Linked DNA regions of Homo sapiens: region 1 is linked to region 2. Evidence: chromatin loops called from intact Hi-C (ENCODE). Cell type or tissue: natural killer cell. All regions are shown on one strand. Each heading gives the region's core, and the rest is flanking DNA. Links, peaks and the distances in the headings are about the cores only.

Region 1 (8,335 bases), core at 47-8,046, 62 kb before region 2:
CCAAAGGACCATTGGTTAGGGCACTAACTTGAGAATTTATTTCTGAAAAACAAAGTTTTCTTTTCAGATGAAATGGGATATGAAACATTTATAGAGGGTCTAATGCATGCCAGATACTTTACACAGATTGTTTTATTGAATCCTTATAACCACCCTATAAATAGCCATTATTTTCATTTACTGATAAGAAAACTGAGACTCAAAGATTTTCAAAAACTTATCTAAGATCATGCACCTAAAATGTGGAAGAGCCACATAAACCCCATAGATTTTCTGAATCCAAAGTCCACAATCCATCCTGAACAGTGCTTGGATGCCAATTCCTCAAGTTTTATCTGAAGAATTATTTGTGTTCTATGTAATACCCCACCTATATCTAAGAAGATCTGAAATAGCTACTCCTATAAACATCTTGCCACCAGCTACCTAGTCATGCCCCTCAATGTTGAAGATAATGAAAATGCTGGGACTTTTCCCAAATGCATAGGAAGGTGGGAAATCCAGGTCAGACCCAGACTCCCAAGTTCTTTTAACAGTGCTGTCTACACCAAGGCTAGCATCCTGGCTGTGAAATCCACAGTCCCCCATTAAACGGCTCAGGGATACCCAGAATGAGGGTCAGCCAACCGAGATACAATTTAAGGAGAGCCAAAAATCTCCATCATCAAGATAAATAATATTTTCATGCCACATTTGTTTTCTTAACTATTATGGATACATAATAGTTGTACATATTTACAGAGTACGTGTGATATTTTACTATTAATAGAAGCATACGATGTGTGATGATCTAATCAGGGCAATTGTGGTATCCATCCCTCAAGCACTTATCATTTCTTTGTGTTAGGAACATTCCAATTTTTGAAATTGGAATTTTAGTTTCTTTTTAGTTTTTATTGAAATATTCTTTTTTTGAAATATACAATATCTGAGTTATTTTTGAGTTTTTGAAATATACCATAAATTATCAGTTACTATAGTCTCCCTATTGTGCTAGTAAACACTAGATCTTACTCTTTCTATCTAGTTGTATTTTTGAACTCATGGTGGGGAGGGGGAACCAAAAGAGGGGATGGTTAATGCAATACTTTTAAAAATAAAAATTAATGCAAAAAATCCATGATGAACAAAATATCAACATTTTAAATAAAGACAAGGTGCTTGTATGCTTGTCTGTTTCCAATCAGCTGTGGTTTCTGGGCCCCATGGCCTCCATGTCCCCATGAGACTGCTTCATGAGGGCTGACAGTGGCATGCTGTATTAGGCTGTTTTTGCATTGCTGTGAAGAAATACCCAGGACTGGTTAATTTATAAAGAAAAGAGGTTTGATTGGCTCCCGGTTCTGCAGGCTGTACAAGCATGGTGCTGGCATCTGCTCGGCTGCAGGGAGGCCTCGGGGAGCTTTTACTTGTGGCGGAAGAAGAAGGGGGAGCAGGCCCTTACATGACAAAAGCAGGAGCAAGGGCTGGGGTGGAAGTGCCACACACGTAAACAGCCAGATCTCATGAGAACTCACTCGCTATCAGGAGGACAGCCCCAAGCCCTGAGGGATCCTCCCCCACGACCCAAACACCTCCCGCCAGGCCGGCCTCCAACACTGGGGATTACCTCTCAACATGAGATTTGAGCAGGGACAAACATCCAAACCAAGTCATGTGCGGACAGAACAACATTGGGCTTCATATCTAGTCATGGGTTTTGATTCCAGAGGTTCTATTCACGTTTTCTGCTTGGTTCAGAATATGGGAGGACATTCTAACAAGTACATATGGGGGTGCATGTGCTTCCTCTTGCCTCAGGCTCCAGTTTGGCCCCATGTGGCATGGGCACAGCTCATCATTTAGTCAGCACAGAGAGGCGACAGGAAACTGAACAAGGAAGAGAACCTATGGTGGAATTAGTACGTTCACAGCTTCTCATGGGCTAACAGCATCCACGCACACGCTACATGATGTGAACTGCCACGTCCCTTGCAAACATCCCTCTCTTTGGGAGAGTCTGTAATTTTTCAATGACCCTAACAACGTTGACACAATCTTTCCACTCTAAAAGACACTAGTGTGTCATAGGAGCAGATGCAAAACATGTTCCTTGTTCATGGGAGCAATGATAATTACTTTGACGACAATAGAGAAGCTAGAAGGTATTAGGCTGGGAACAAGACAATGCAAACAGGACTGGATTAATTTGCATTAAAAAGACTGCAAGAGCAATTAGCACCTCATTAATATGACATAAATGTTAATTTATACAGATCCCAAGTGACCCTCCACTTCCTTCCTCCCCACCAGTGTGAGTGTTATGGTAGGAAGCACTCCATGAGAATGGCTTTCAAAGGCTGGGAGCAAGTCCATCTGCCCGGCCTTTCCAAGGAGGTGCAGATGAGTTCGAGTGTCCACTTAGCTGAGGCCACAGCAACCTTCTCACACGAATGGGCCGCCTGTGGGAATTACACTGCAGCCCGCAGAAGGCTCTGCGTTCACAAGGGAGCCTCGACACTGCTGCACACAACAGCGCAGTGGCCGTGGTGGCCCAGGAAGGGCTGCATCCACGCTGGGAGGGGCGGAGCCCACAGAGAACTGCACAGCTAAGGTTTTCCACCACAAACCTGAAGCTCGTTAGGATCAAAGCAATTGCCTTGAATAATTGATTTCTTCATACCAGTATGAAAATAAAATAAAATAAAACCCTGGAGGGTTGTGAATGGCATGAGATATAATCACACCACTTGAGAGTGAGAGGCACTTAGCGCCCTGAGGGTGTGATTAGGGCATCCTACATCAAAGGACGGTGTCCTAAAATAGTTCACCCAGTAAATCATTTCACACAATTCATTGTAAATGACACTGCCAGGAAGAGGAGATTCTGGAGAGCTTCTACCACCCCTTTTATTCTCCGTTGACCCTTAGGAGGAAGGAGACAGGATGGAAAAGGAGTATGAGGGTAACTGGGTGTGGGCACCTCCCTGTGGGAAAGAAATCTCACTGTTATTCTCACTTTGACTTGCAGGGACACTGACCTCCAGGATGTGGTTAAACACACACACAGTCACAAACAAACAAACTCCCACATATTCTCCCACACATGCGCATGTACGCGCGCGCGTGCGCGCGCACACACACACACACACAGAGCTTATGCCAGAATCTACCTCCATTCAAGAATTGTCCTGGGTGTTCGTCACCACGTCAGTCTTGCAAAGCCTTCTGCAACTCTGCCTAGGGACATGATGGCAGGACCCCAACACCTGTCCCACCACCCCAACACCTGTCCCGCCACCCCAACACCTGTCCCGCCACCCCAACACCTGTCCCGCCACCCCAACACCTGTCCCACAACACCAACACCTGTCCTGCCACACCAACACCTGTCCCGCCACCCCAACACCTGTCCCGCCACCCCAACACCTGTCCCACAACAGCATTCACAGGCTCCATGGTGCATCCATGATGCAGGAGAGTCTCCCAAATCCAACTTAACGCCAAAGATGTGCGGAGCAACCAGTGTGTTGAGAACACTCTGCCAGGCACAGTGGGGTGCAGGGGATTCCGAGCAAGTCCCCGGGGGGGGAGGTTAACACAGTGACTGAGATGGACGGGCCCCAAGAAGCCATTCGAGGCCATTACCAGGATAAAGAAGAACGAGGACAGTTAGGAGGACTCCATGGAAGAAGTCAAATCTGAGATGGTCCTCCTGAAGAATGAGGCAATTTCAGTAGCCCCACGTGGATAGAAGCACTCACATGAAGGGAAGAACGCAGGCCAAGGCACAGCACAGGTGACTCGAGATGGGTGCTCAGAACCCAGGTCTGGGCTGCAGTTCTCGAAACCCTCTGAGACGTGTCACATAGCAAGCACATGGACAAGGAAGCAGAGTGTTGGAAACGGGAATCGACTCAGAGAATGTGAGATAGAGTCACTAGATTGGTGTTTCTCAAACTCAGATCCCAGGAAGTATTCTCAAATCTGCAGCTCTTCCTTGGAAAGTTAAAAGTTGACTATTTTCCTCGTGATAAGCATCTTAGAGGAAACGCTGCTCTATGCCTATCTTGCACCGCCTAGTTCACTTCCTCACAAACCTCCGTCTTAGTGCCTGTGTTTGCGTCTGTGCTTATGGGGGTGTTGGCACCGTGGAATTCTGCTTTAATGGATGCAGGCTAGGAGAAAAGAATAGAGGCGACTTGATACACAAAGAGTGAAGTTGAGCCAAGCAAAAGGTCAGATGGCCTCGCAAAGCACAGTGTGAATGAAAGCTTCACAGAAGTTCACATGGAGGACTCTGGTGGGAGAAGTGAGTCTCCAGAGACAGGGCAGATTACGAGGCTGGTTTCACCGGGCCTGGCCTGGCCACCAGCACCAGGACACAGCCGGGTCAACAAAGCATCATCGTAAACTCCAGCGGCAGTGGGTTTGGGTTTGGTGCATACTTCATTAGAAAAACTCTCTAGTTTTGTAGACGTATAGGACTACACACAGAGGTTGACTCCTAGTTGTGTTTTTGCACAAATAGAACATATTTAAAACAACACCAGGGGACTGGTTTTTTTTTCCCCCTTTTCAAAGGAGTTGCTACATTACTCCAGTCCAAGAAATGCTACCCCAGACAGTGAGCTTATTGAGGGCAGGGACCAAGTCTCACTTATCTTTGGACTGCTGTTTCCAGCTGGGTGCCTGGCATGTGGTAGGGATTTGACAGAAACCGGTTGAATCACATGGACATCTGGGCGTGTGACATCTGTTGGAGGCAGGATGGATTAATTCTCAGGGGCTGTGGTCGCCCTTGGGCAGAGCAGCTTATGGCAGATGATAGTGAGCCATGCACTTTGGATGGCACAGAGTCACCGAGAGGAACAATTGTACCTCACTTCAGGGCAGCTGTCCACACTAATTTAGAGGACAGCAGTGAGCAGAATGGAAACTCAGGAATGGGGACTCCAGGTCAACGAAATTCCAAGATACTGTCCCATTTTCTCAAGGGATCCTTTATGTATATTTTTAACTTTCTGAATTTTTACGAGTATATATTACTTATTTTTAGGAAAGTTTAAAATACTAAAAAGTACAAGGAGTAATAGAACAGACACTCATATTCTCAACATCCAGAATTAACAATTACAATTGGCCCTCCCTACCCACGGGTTCCCAAATCTTCACAGATTTAATTAACCCAAGATCAAAAATGTAGTTAGAACTACGATGGTTGCATCTGCACTAAATATGTACACTTTTTTCCCGTCATTATTCCCTAAACAATACAGTATAAGAACTAGTTACACAGCATTTAGATTGTATTTGGTATTATAAGTAATTTAGAGATTATTTAAAGTAGAGGGGAGGACATGTGTAGGTTATATGCAAATACTACAGAGTTTTATATCGGGGACTTGAGCATCTGAGGATTTTGGTATCTTGTGGGATCCTGGAACTAATCCTCCATGGATACCAAGGGATGACCTTATTAACATTTTCTCTAATTTGCATCAAATCTTTTTATGTATACACATTTTGAATTACAGAAGTAATATGGATATAGTATCTATTAAAGTAGGAGGAGGAAGAAGAAGAAAGAGAGAGAAGGGAAGTAAGGAAAGAAGGAAGGAGGGAGAAAAACAGATAAGGGTAGAGAACTAATCACACATAAAGCAGAAGTGTGCCAGGCATGGTGGCTCATGCCTGTAATCCCAGCACTTTGGGAGGCCGAGGCAGGCAGATCACGAGGTCAGGAGATCGAGACCATCCTGGCTAACACGATGAAACCCCGTCTCTACGAAAAGTTCAAAAAATTAGCCGGGCATGGTGGTGGGTGCCTGTAGTCCCAGCTACTCGGGAGGCTGAGGCGGGAGAATGGTGTGAACCTGCAAGGCGGAGCTTGCAGTCAGCCGAGATCGCGCCACTGCACTCCAGCCTGGGTGACAGAGTGAGACTCCGTCTCAAAAAAAAAAAAAAGCAGAAGTGACTTTTCAACCAGTTCCAGGACTATCGAGCTTATCTGCCTCACCTTCTTTTCTGAAACAACCTCCCTCCTAACCTTTTTATGTTCACATGCATATATATGAATCCATCTATGTATGCATTGTTTTGTGTGTGCTTAATTTGCATGAATATCACACTCAAAGTTCTATTCAACTTGTTTTTTCACTTATCACTATAGTTCTGAGTATCTATTCATGTTGACGTATACAGATCTATTTCTGTCCTTTTAATACTGTGCAGTATTCCATCTTATGAAAATACCACACGTCATCTATCCAGTTCTCTATTAAAGGACATGTAGGCTATTTCAAATATTTTGCTATTAGAAACAAGGCTACAATTAACATCTTTGTCCATGAGTTTGTATGCATTTGTTGGAATGTTCTTCTAAACTGTATGCCTAGAAATGATATTGCAGAGTAGCTGGGCCTGCATGTTTTTAGTTTTACCAGATATTGTCAAATTGCTCTCCCAAGTAGCTCTGCAAATTTAAACCTCCTCCAACAACGTGTAATGCCCGTATTTGTGCAAAAACTTGACACAATCATACTTTAAATGTTTGCCAACTTCCCTCATGACTTTAAGTTTTGGTATCTTGATTTCATATGCAATTTAGATATACAAGTAAAAGTGAACATTTATGTGTATGTTTACTAGCAGCTGTGTGTTTCTCATCCATGAGATGACTTCATATCCTTTACCCATTTTCCACTGCATTTTTTCTTTTTCACTTGTAGTTCTTTACATACGTTAAGTCCTAAACTTTTGATATTGGTTAAAAATTAACATTTTTATAGAGTCGTTGATCATGGAGAGAGTTTAAATATTGATATTGGCTAATCGCGTCTCGTTTCTGAAAGTTCCCTCTGTATCTTCTTCTGTAATTTTACATTTTTTATTTTTCAAATTTAGACACTGAGTCCTCCTGGGATGTCTGTTTTGTATGTGGTCTGAGTTAATGGTGATCTATTTTGTCCATAAGCAAAGACAGTGATAGCAACATTATTTATTAATAGTCCATGCCACTGCACTCATCTCCCAAGCTTCCCTTTCACATCACAAACTCCCACATGTGTCTCTTGTGTGCTCTTCCTCCACCTGCCTGGCCACCCCTGTGCTGGCTCATCCTGCTTCCATTCCTATTGCTTTATAACATGTCTTGATGTCTGATAGAGAAAAATCTCTCTTATCCTTTTCCTTTATAATCGTCTTGGCTATTCTTGCCTTTATTCTACTATACACATTTTTTATAATTTCATTTGGACGTACGAATAAAGGAATTACAATGACTTGGATTTAAATTGCATGTGAATTACAGGTTATTTGGAAAGACCAACAGCTTTACAAAAATAAGTCTTTCAATCCACCAATGCCGTATGTCTCCCTCCATTCTTGTCCTTCCAGGTGGGCTTTTATCATTTTCCCCATGAAGATGTTATATCATTTTGTTATATTTGCTCCAAATTTGTTATACTTTTGTTTCTTTTGTAACATAGATATTTTTTCTTACATTTTCTGCTTGGTTCTGACATATACAGGGGTGGTTCAAAGGGAAGTAAGATCAATTATTTTGCAGAAGCAAAGAAGCTAAAGCTAGTTCTTTGGGGGTAGAAAGCAAGTGGTTGGAAGATGGGCCTTCCAAGCAGAGGTAACAGAAGACCCCACTCAAACTACTATAAGCAGCTTGGCTGGGCTGAGTGGAGTGGCATGGAAGCTTAGTGGGAGAAGGTGAGATCCAGTACGTGGGAAAAGGCCAGGCCGCAGTGGGACACAGAAGTCAAGCCCATGACTGTGATGACGGAAGGGCACAGTTTCTCTCCATCAATCCCCCAGTTTGACCAATGGGGCTTTCTCCAAATTTCTCATGGCCCTGACTTGTTTTGAGTAGCCAGACATGGACGCAGCCCTGGCCTTAGAGGGAGCACTGCCTTAGTAATGCAGAAGGAAAGAAAAGAGCTAATTACTGGACTTTTAAAAATGAAAATACACTTTTGGACTTTATAGAAGAGATAATAGTTTCAGAGAGCAGACATAAAAGTAGCTTGGGACTAGACAAAGATTCTCAGACAGGGCAAGAAAGAAGAGAACCAGAGGGGAAGCCAGAGGGTCCAGACAACTGGAAGCAGACGCTGGAGGTGTTTCCAGAAGATCTGAGCATCAGGAGGACCTGGGTTTGCCTCCAGGGGGTCCCAGTGAGCAGTAGGAGCCCAGAGCCCTAGGGGAGATGCATGTCCAGGCAGTTGGGCCCAGGACAGCCTTCTGGGGCTTCTGGGCGTGGGCCTAGGAGTCTCCCATAAGAGGTGGAAAAGCTTTGGTAGTTTCCCAGTTCCCAAAGACCCCGAGGTATTTAAGAAAGCAGAGC
Region 2 (8,335 bases), core at 273-8,272:
GCACTACACTGTATCTACAATTTTATATCTAATAGTTTAAACCTAACATTACAACATTATCATCTTCCTGGATTATTAACTACTCTTCAATGTGATTTTAATGGCTTTAAAATATTTTATTACATATATGTAAACACCAGATTTATTTATTCCTCTATTATGGACATTAAAGTTGTGAATTTCTAATTTTACATGTGTATTAGTGAGATAAATTTTAAAATAAAAATCCTTGAACATAGATCTTGATGAACCTACCTGAATATTTCCTGAGAATAAATTCCTAAGAGTTAAAACGCTGAGTAAAAGGCTGTGAACATTTTTAAGGCTCTTGATCAACATTGCCAAATTGCTCTCGAGGAAGGCATTACCAAGTTAGGCTATCTTTGGTGGTTGCTTAATGAGCTTGGTTTGAATTATGCGTATGTAACAGGGAGTTTTAGCTGGCAGAGCTAAGGTCTAGACTGCCACACCCTCCCCCAAACACAAACATCAGTACCTGTCTGCACCCAGAGGTGCACAAGGGAGTTATTATTTTGTACTCAGGAGAGTAGAAGGGGTCGTCAGTAAAGGAGAGTCCAGCGGACAACAGAGGGGGCTTATGGTGTGTCTTCCCCAGCTGGTCCCAGGCTTCTCTCCCCAAGTGGAAGAAGAGACAGGGGAGGCCTCTGGAGAGCAGATCTGCTTCAGATCTAGAATCACTGGGAAAAGCTCACTCATTCTGTGTCTGCAGCAAGCCTAGCACCCCTCTGGCCCCCTGAGGTTTGGAAATTTGGGGAACCCTTGAAGGTAACATCATGCCTGGGACGGTGGCCTTCTTGAAGCAGACTGAGACAGCAACAAGATACCTGCTAGTTTATTCACAAGCACCAGTCTTGGATAGAGAGAACGATCCCAATGACCCCAAGTGACCTGGTTTAGGGGGTCTGGGAAGATGCCAGAAATAACTGGGAGTACTTGGGGAGGAAGTTCAGATTATCCCTCTGATGGCAGCTCTGAGCCAACCCATCCTGAGCCAACAGACAAATGAATTAGATATTCATAATTTTCTCCATAATTTTTCAGCATTTGATTGTTTTATCATGGCTAGAATCCACTCATCCATCCGTCCTCGTACTGGAAGGCTGAACAGCCCACATGTGGATCGTGGCCTCCTCAACTCCATCAACCTCGGTTGGGGAGAAAGTGCATGGGCTGCAGCGGCTCAACTACCAGACCTCAAACTCTGACTCCCAGTCCACAGCCCTAGATCCCAAACCAAAGCTCTATCACATTCATATGCGTCTAACAGCTCAAACTGAGGGCTGGCTAAGAGCTTCATAATTTAGCAGTTACAAGAACAGGGAGAGCATCAGAGTAAATTACACAGTTTAGAAGGAGGACAAGTTTAGCAAAATTAAGAATAGTGCTTTAATTTACACTTCCCTAAAAATATAATTGTTTATTTAAGAAAGCTTTTTGCCTTGTTAACAGAAATTACCAAATGAAAATGTATTTTGACTCCATAAATGTACTGGGAGTTCACCAATCTAACGTTACATAATAAAGACAAGGTCTAATCAATATTTTGATTTATGAAGGTCAAAAATCAAGGTGTGAGGTGTTTCCTTGAAGTTCAAGGCTTCAAGAGATATGCTTTAGAAGGGAAGTCCAAATAACCACAAGTCATATATCATCATCTAACTGTTTTTGCCCCTATAAACATCAGTTGGCATTTACCCTATGTTCTTCACCCACTTGGCCAGCAGTCTAATAATAACAATAACAATAAATAACTACCGGTTATCAAATACTTATTACTTGAATGTCTTGGCTCATTGAATGCTTACATGTCTATGATGTGGATCATATTCTTTTTACCATGCAATTAATTTTGTTATTGTGGTAAGAACATTAAACATGAGATTTACCCTCCTGATAAATATTTAAGTGCACGATGCTTTATTGTTGACTATAGGTACAATGCGGTACGGTAGATCTCCAGACCTTATTTATCTCGCTTGACTGAAACTTTATGCCCATTGATTAGTAACTCCCCACTTCCTGCCTCTCCAACCCCTGGTAACCAACTACCATTCACACTCTGCTTCTGTGAATTTCACTATTTTAGAGACCTCATATAAGTGTAATCATGCAGTATTTGTCTTTCTATTACTGGCTTATTTCACTTGCAATAATTGTCCTCAAGTTTCATTCATGTCATTGCATATTGCAGGATTTCCTCCTCTTTAAAGACTGAATAATATTCCATTGTATGGATGGACCACATTTTCTGTATGTACTCATCTATCCACAGACATTGTCTTAGTTGTTTCCACATCTTGGATATGTGGGCAATCTTATCAAGCCCTTTTCACAAATGAGATAACTGAGACTCAGAAAAGGCAACCCACCCACATTCAAATATTTGGTAACTTGCTCAAACCAGATCTTGCCTACCACCGACTCCATATGCCTGATGTCCACCAAGCATTTGCAACCACAGGAATAAAAGTCACTGGGTGCACATTCTACTCCAGGTGCTTTATACATCCTATCTAGAACCGAGCAACCTCACCTGGCAGACAGCTCCCTGACATGAACCTTTATGAAGAAAGCCAAGTTAGTCAAGAGGGAAGCCCCGATCCCAGCCCAAGCAGTCAGATTCCAAAGGCCCGTTTCTGCTGTTCCAAGTTGTTCTTCTCCCCGCCTGCAAATAAAAACACCTAAGGGATTTTTTTTTTTTTTTTTTTTGAGACAGAGCCTCGCTTTGTCGCCCAGGCTGGAGTGCAGTGGCGCGATCTCGGCTCACTGCAAGCTCCGCGTCCTGGGTTCACGCCATTCTCCTGCCTCAGCCTCCTGAGTAGCTGGGACTACAGGCACCCGCCACCGCGCCCGGCTAATTTTTTTGTATTTTTCAGTAGAGACGGGGTTTCACTGTGTTAGCCAGGATAGTCTCTATCTCCTCGGCCTCCCAAAGTGCTGGGATTACAGGCGTGAGCCACCTCGCCCGGCCGGATATTTTTTTTAATGTTGGTTCCCAGGTCTTTTCCTAAGAGTTTCTGATTCCATTGGTCCAGTGTGGGGCCCCAGCTTCTGCGTTTTATTTTAAAACCCCTCAGAAGATTCTAACAGTTCACTGGGCAGCCGGGGCCGACAACGGCTGCATGGCTCCCCTTATTCCTTACAGATCCCAGGCACTCCACGGGGCACATTCTGCCCTCCAGGGGCTGCCAGGTTGCTGAGCAGTGACCAGGAAACCTCACCCAATAAGAGAATTTGTCGGACGGGGGCTTTGGAGAGAGCCAAGTGAGGCCGCGGGAGGGAAGCCTGGGCCAATGCGGTTTGGGAAGAGATGGGAATTGGCAGGAAAGGATTCCTTAGGGGAGGGGACGTTTGTGCTGAGTAAGGTTCACCAAGAGAAAAAGGGGGAGAAAAGTAAACCTGCCATGCTAGCGTCTCCACTTCCCTTTCCTGCTAAACGGCTGTATGGACGTGATCCCCCAGAGGCACGGCGGGCTCCAGCCTGCCCGCTCAGCCCTTCTCTGACTGGAGAGGAAAGCACGTGTGCCCATCAGCCCACGAGCTGCAGCCACCAGCCCCACGGCCTCCTGGATGAACTCCATTAAGCCAACTCAGAGAGTTCAATTTTTGCTTCAGTTCTAAAAAGACAAATGAGGATCTGGGTGAAGAATTGTTAGAGATTTTTCATTCTAATTGAGAAACTCACCCAGAGAGGCTGCCAGAGCCCAGGTAATCAATCTCTTGGGCCGTGTGTGACAGGGCAGCCTTCGCGCCCCTATTCCACGGGGAGAAATCAGAACTTCCGGTGGACCCGCAGGGGTCACAGGAAGTCCCCTTTGCACAGACCGGTCCCCATTGTCGGGAAGAACAGGGTGACATCCAATCAGCTTCTCCAGGTCCAAATCAATCACCTACATTTCAATTCCCTTTTCTCATCAAATGCCAGCTGCGAAAGAGCCCAGCCTCATCAGAATTCTGCTGTGATGAGTGTTGAAACTACAGGAATTAAGAACTAGGTCACCGCAGGGGAAGGCTGCTCTGTGGTTTCATTATCTAGGTTGCTGGAAAGCCCCCATCTCACAGGGATCCCCCTAGTCACCAGAGCACCGTGAGGCGTGGATATTCAGCATCCGAAATGCATTTTTTGTGGGGACAGCAGCACACGTGGGGAAGGAACACAGAATCGGCTGTGGCCAGCGGGTCTATTCATGCCGTGAAGATCCTCCCAGACCCCTCCCGATGCCTACTGGGCTTCAGGCCCCAGGAAACAAAGCTAAGTCATGCTAGCCCCTGCTCTGGAGAAACCGCTTCCCGGTGGCTGGGATGGAAACAAGCACCAGGCCCCGAGGATGCAGAATCAGAGGATTCCCAGGAGCTTCGTGTGAGGCTGGAGGGCCCAGCTGGGATGTGCAGGGAGGGACCCCTCAGGGCTGTGCGCTTTAGCTGAGCTGAGTGCAAAGGATGACAAGGAGGAGAAAAAGAAAAGAGAGCAAGATGGAGCTGGGGCGAGAGCAGAGAGATGCATCAAGGGGAGAAAGCAATGTGTCCAAAGACATGAGACAGAGAGGCCCATTCCCTCTGTGGGAGGTGGAAGAGGGGCGGTGGGCCCTCTTTGAGCCCACCTGCTGTGCTAGGGAGGCAGAACTGTGCCCTAAGACACAAGAGACTTGTTGGATGACTTTCTGGCAAAGACAGAACCTGATCAGATGCATGCGTCTGAAAGGATGGTGCAGGCAGCCTGCAGCCCGGGAGCAGGGTGAGAGGCTGCAGGATCACAGTGGGCAGCTGGGCCACCCTAGGGAAGGCACTGACTGATTGGAGGTTTGCAGGCTAACCAAGCTGGAGGCTGCATGTGAGAAGGAGGGAGGAGAGCTCCAGGACAATCACAGATGATCATGATGGGCTGGGCGCGTGCCGCCTACGCTGTACCCACTAAGCACTTAACTTGCATTATTTTATCATCTTCAAAATCCCTTGCCGCAGGAGCTGTTATAGTCCCCATTTTTCAGAAGAGAAAACAGAGACAAAAAGCAGTTGAGACCACAGAGCCATGACATGCAGTACAAGGCCGTCGGCTTCCAGGGTCCCCTGTTAACCACAGCCTAGCGTGCCCATCCAAGGCCGGCCCATGGTGGCCAGCTTGCACAGCAGGGTGGATGGCAGGGCCAGTCATGGGGAAGGAGGGCACTAACAGAGAAGGTCTAAGCTGAGACACCAGTGGAAGATCTAGGGCAACAGGCAACACTGCCCCGTGGGAATTCTTCTGTGCTATGTTCTAGAATGTTCTGTAATTCTGCCCTGTCTGATACAATAGCCGTGAGTCACATATGTGAAATACAGCTACTGCAAGTGAGGAGCTGAATTTTAAACTTCATTTCATTTTAATTAACGTTCATCACCACATGTGCAACTGGCTACCATGCCAGTTATGGTAGATCTAGGGTTTGCAGACAGCAAGCAATGTACTTTTTGCATCTAAAGCTCAGGAAGGCACCTGGGCTGGTGATGTATGAACAATGGTTTCCGCTTAGCAGCTCCAGGTACTTCTGGCTGGTATCATGCATTCCTATTTGGTAAGAAAACTAAGGCTTACGGATGTTAAGCAAGGCCCCACATTCGTGCATGGATGACCCAGACACAGCACAGGGGAATCCAATTCCGAAGCCCCTTTGTTTATCTACCACGGCCCCTAATACCACCCCCAAGTTTTCCGTAGAGCAGGATAAGAACACAGGCCTCTGGGTTTGGGGACCGCCACTTATAGGTGAAATCACAGGGGTGCATGCGACCACCCAAGGTGTGTGCAGAATCTAAGAAAAGGTGCTAAGGAAAGAGTCCAAGGGGACATGGAGAAGAGAAAAGGCCCCTGAGGGACCTCAGAAAAAATACCCAGAAAAATAGGAGGAAGATCATGCTTTCATTCATTTTACCAAGCACCAAGCATCCACTCTCTCATTTCTAGCAAATGAAAGAGTGATTGCCTGGTCCTCAGTGAGTCCTGTTCACTGAGGGCCACACTACAAGGCAGAAGTCAAACCACCACCTGGGACAGAGGCCCATGCAGGGCCAGTGCCAGGGCAGGAAAGTGAGAGCTCGCCCCTGGCTGATCTGACCCAGGAAGGCTTCCTGGAGGCAAGCAGTATTCTTAGAAGCTAATATCCTGTGCACCAGAGAACTCCCTTGGAATGGAGTGGAATTATTCCCCTGAATAACTTAAGCGAATTCCTAGTGGAGCACAAAGTCAATGTAAATGTAAGCTTCTGGAGGTTGCCTCAGTAAGGCCAATGCACTACTGAGGAATGATAAGAAAAATGCCAGTAAGTGGTTTCCATGAGGTCATTATTTTTATTGAATCATAAAATATTGAGCAGTTCTGTTTTATTTTTAAAAACAGAAACTCAAGAGATGAAGTAGAAACAAGCCAAGTGAAGTTTGTTAGTTCCATTAAAATATTACCTGCCAGAGGAAAGAATGTACTATAATTGTCATCTATGCTCAATGCATACTAAATACCACCTACATGTGACCAGCGGTTTATATTCTTTTCAACTTCTCTGCTGCCATCTTAACCATTTCAGGGAAATAAGCTGTAGAAAGTCAAATTAGGGCTTAAAGAAACGAGACTTGGCCTCAAAGATAAATAGTATCATTGCCCTGATTTCATTGTTTCAAATATAAGATTTTATTTTGAGACGAAAGTTTAATTAGGCAGAGGTGGATCACTAAATTCTTTGACTTCAGAATCATACTTTCTGCAAGATTTCACCTGTGAAATTCACTGCCTTTAATTACTGCCTCACGTTAAAAGAGAGAATCTTTCTTCTGAATGGCTAATAATGTTATTATAAGAGGTAATTACAGAGCAGTTATCTGTGGTCAGTAACACCAACGTATGTAGATGGCAATATTCTGGTTTTTGAACTTTGAAGGCAATTTGTTAGGGAAACACTTTCTTCCCCAAACAATGTTGATGTTTTGGATTTGTTGGTCTTTTCTGATCTTCTTTTTTTTTTCTTTTTAAGAAGGAAAAAAAGAAGCATTTAGAAATCAGTCCTTTACTGGATGAATTTCTTCACTTCCCAGAAAGCAAGAAAACAATTGTTTCCTGTAATTGGACAGTTTGATTGGAGGCAGGTGGTGCTGAGCTGAGGAAACTGGAGCCACAAAGCCAATTTTGGCTTCAAGCACATTCCCTTTAGTTCTAAGTTCCAGCAGTACAACATGTAAATTGGCTTCACAAAAGCCGATTATAAATTTAGTTCCCGTTTCTCTAACAAGCACCTTATCGGCGATGAAGAGTTTTGGCAAATGGGGACAGCGTACAGATCAGACGCGGTTAGAAAGCTGCCCTGAGATACCCCAGCACTAATTCCTTGAACATGTTCTTGCTACCACAAAGCAGAAATTTATGAGCGATCCCGGGAGCCATCGTGTGTCATCGTTTTAAACTATGGTGATTTCTTCTTTTTTCAGGTTAACTGGCCTTTGCGTTGCTCGTGCTGCATTATCTTGAGTTAATATTTGCCCTCCATATTTTCAAGTAACAGGCCAAGTCAACTTGGCGTTGCGGATTGCAAACATCAGCCCTGAGTATGGCCCAAACTTCAAGGTCTGGGAAATAAATGGGAGCCGTTTATTATTCCCTGCTGCCTTCACCCCGTCTCTGAGCCCTCTCCTTTCTCTTCCCATGTGCTGGTTCATGCATTTTTACCCCTTGCAGGGCAGCTGAGAAGCAATATTCCTCTTTTACAGATGGAGAAGCTGAGCCCCACAGAGGTTAACTGCTTTGGCCAATGTCACACAGTCAGTCAGGAGCAGAGAAGTAATGGGCCCAAGTGCCAGCTTCCCAGTCGTGTTCCAACTTCGTGTTGGAACTGCTCCAACTTCGTGTTAATTAATTTCCTCCCTACTGTAAATCCATAAATTAAAATAGCCATTTATAAGAGACATGGGGGTTTCTAATAAATGGAGGCACATTCTTGGAGGAAAGGCAGGGGGAAATTTATCTGGTAATTTCTATCCAGTTATTGTCTTTATATACTCTCTATATTAAATCAGTGACTGTAAAGGTCCAGCATGTTTTATAATTAACTTCTGACCATGCTTAAATTTTTAGAAATGTTAATCTAATGTCTAGGTGAGATTTGAGCTTCTTATTATTGTTAGAACTTGGAAATAACCTTTTCTGATCCCAAATAGATTAATGGCTGAAATGATAACTTTGTTCTCAGATAAATTTCACCGGTCAGTCTGCCTTTCTGTACAGAATTATTTTACAAAAACACATTGCAGAGTTCGCTGAGTGCCTCGGAACTGCAACACTCTTGTTTTTCAA

The links. A loop is a pair of places that touch in the nucleus more often than their neighbours do. Peaks named below come from ENCODE experiments on the same cell type or tissue, not always from the same donor. Only the 100,000 strongest peaks of a DNase experiment are listed, where the experiment ranks them.
Region 1: a loop joins it to region 2, with 3 times the contacts of the local background. A loop is called at or near these places in 3 of 110 quality-filtered maps.

Annotation. Positions count from the first base shown.
Region 1 is chr2:8,422,672-8,431,006 of GRCh38, forward strand. No RefSeq gene overlaps it. Among named protein-coding and RNA genes, the nearest start is that of LINC00299, 98 kb to the left of the region's middle. In natural killer cell, for the core only: no CTCF peak of the experiment used is centred there; a DNase peak (open chromatin) is centred at 3,070; H3K27ac peaks cover 3,546 bases.
Region 2 is chr2:8,484,296-8,492,630 of GRCh38, forward strand. No RefSeq gene overlaps it. Among named protein-coding and RNA genes, the nearest start is that of LINC01814, 95 kb to the right of the region's middle. RefSeq lists an enhancer at 3,785-4,174. In natural killer cell, for the core only: no CTCF peak of the experiment used is centred there; DNase peaks (open chromatin) are centred at 446, 2,046, 3,536, 4,086 and 1 weaker place; H3K4me3 peaks cover 2,885 bases; H3K27ac peaks cover 7,042 bases.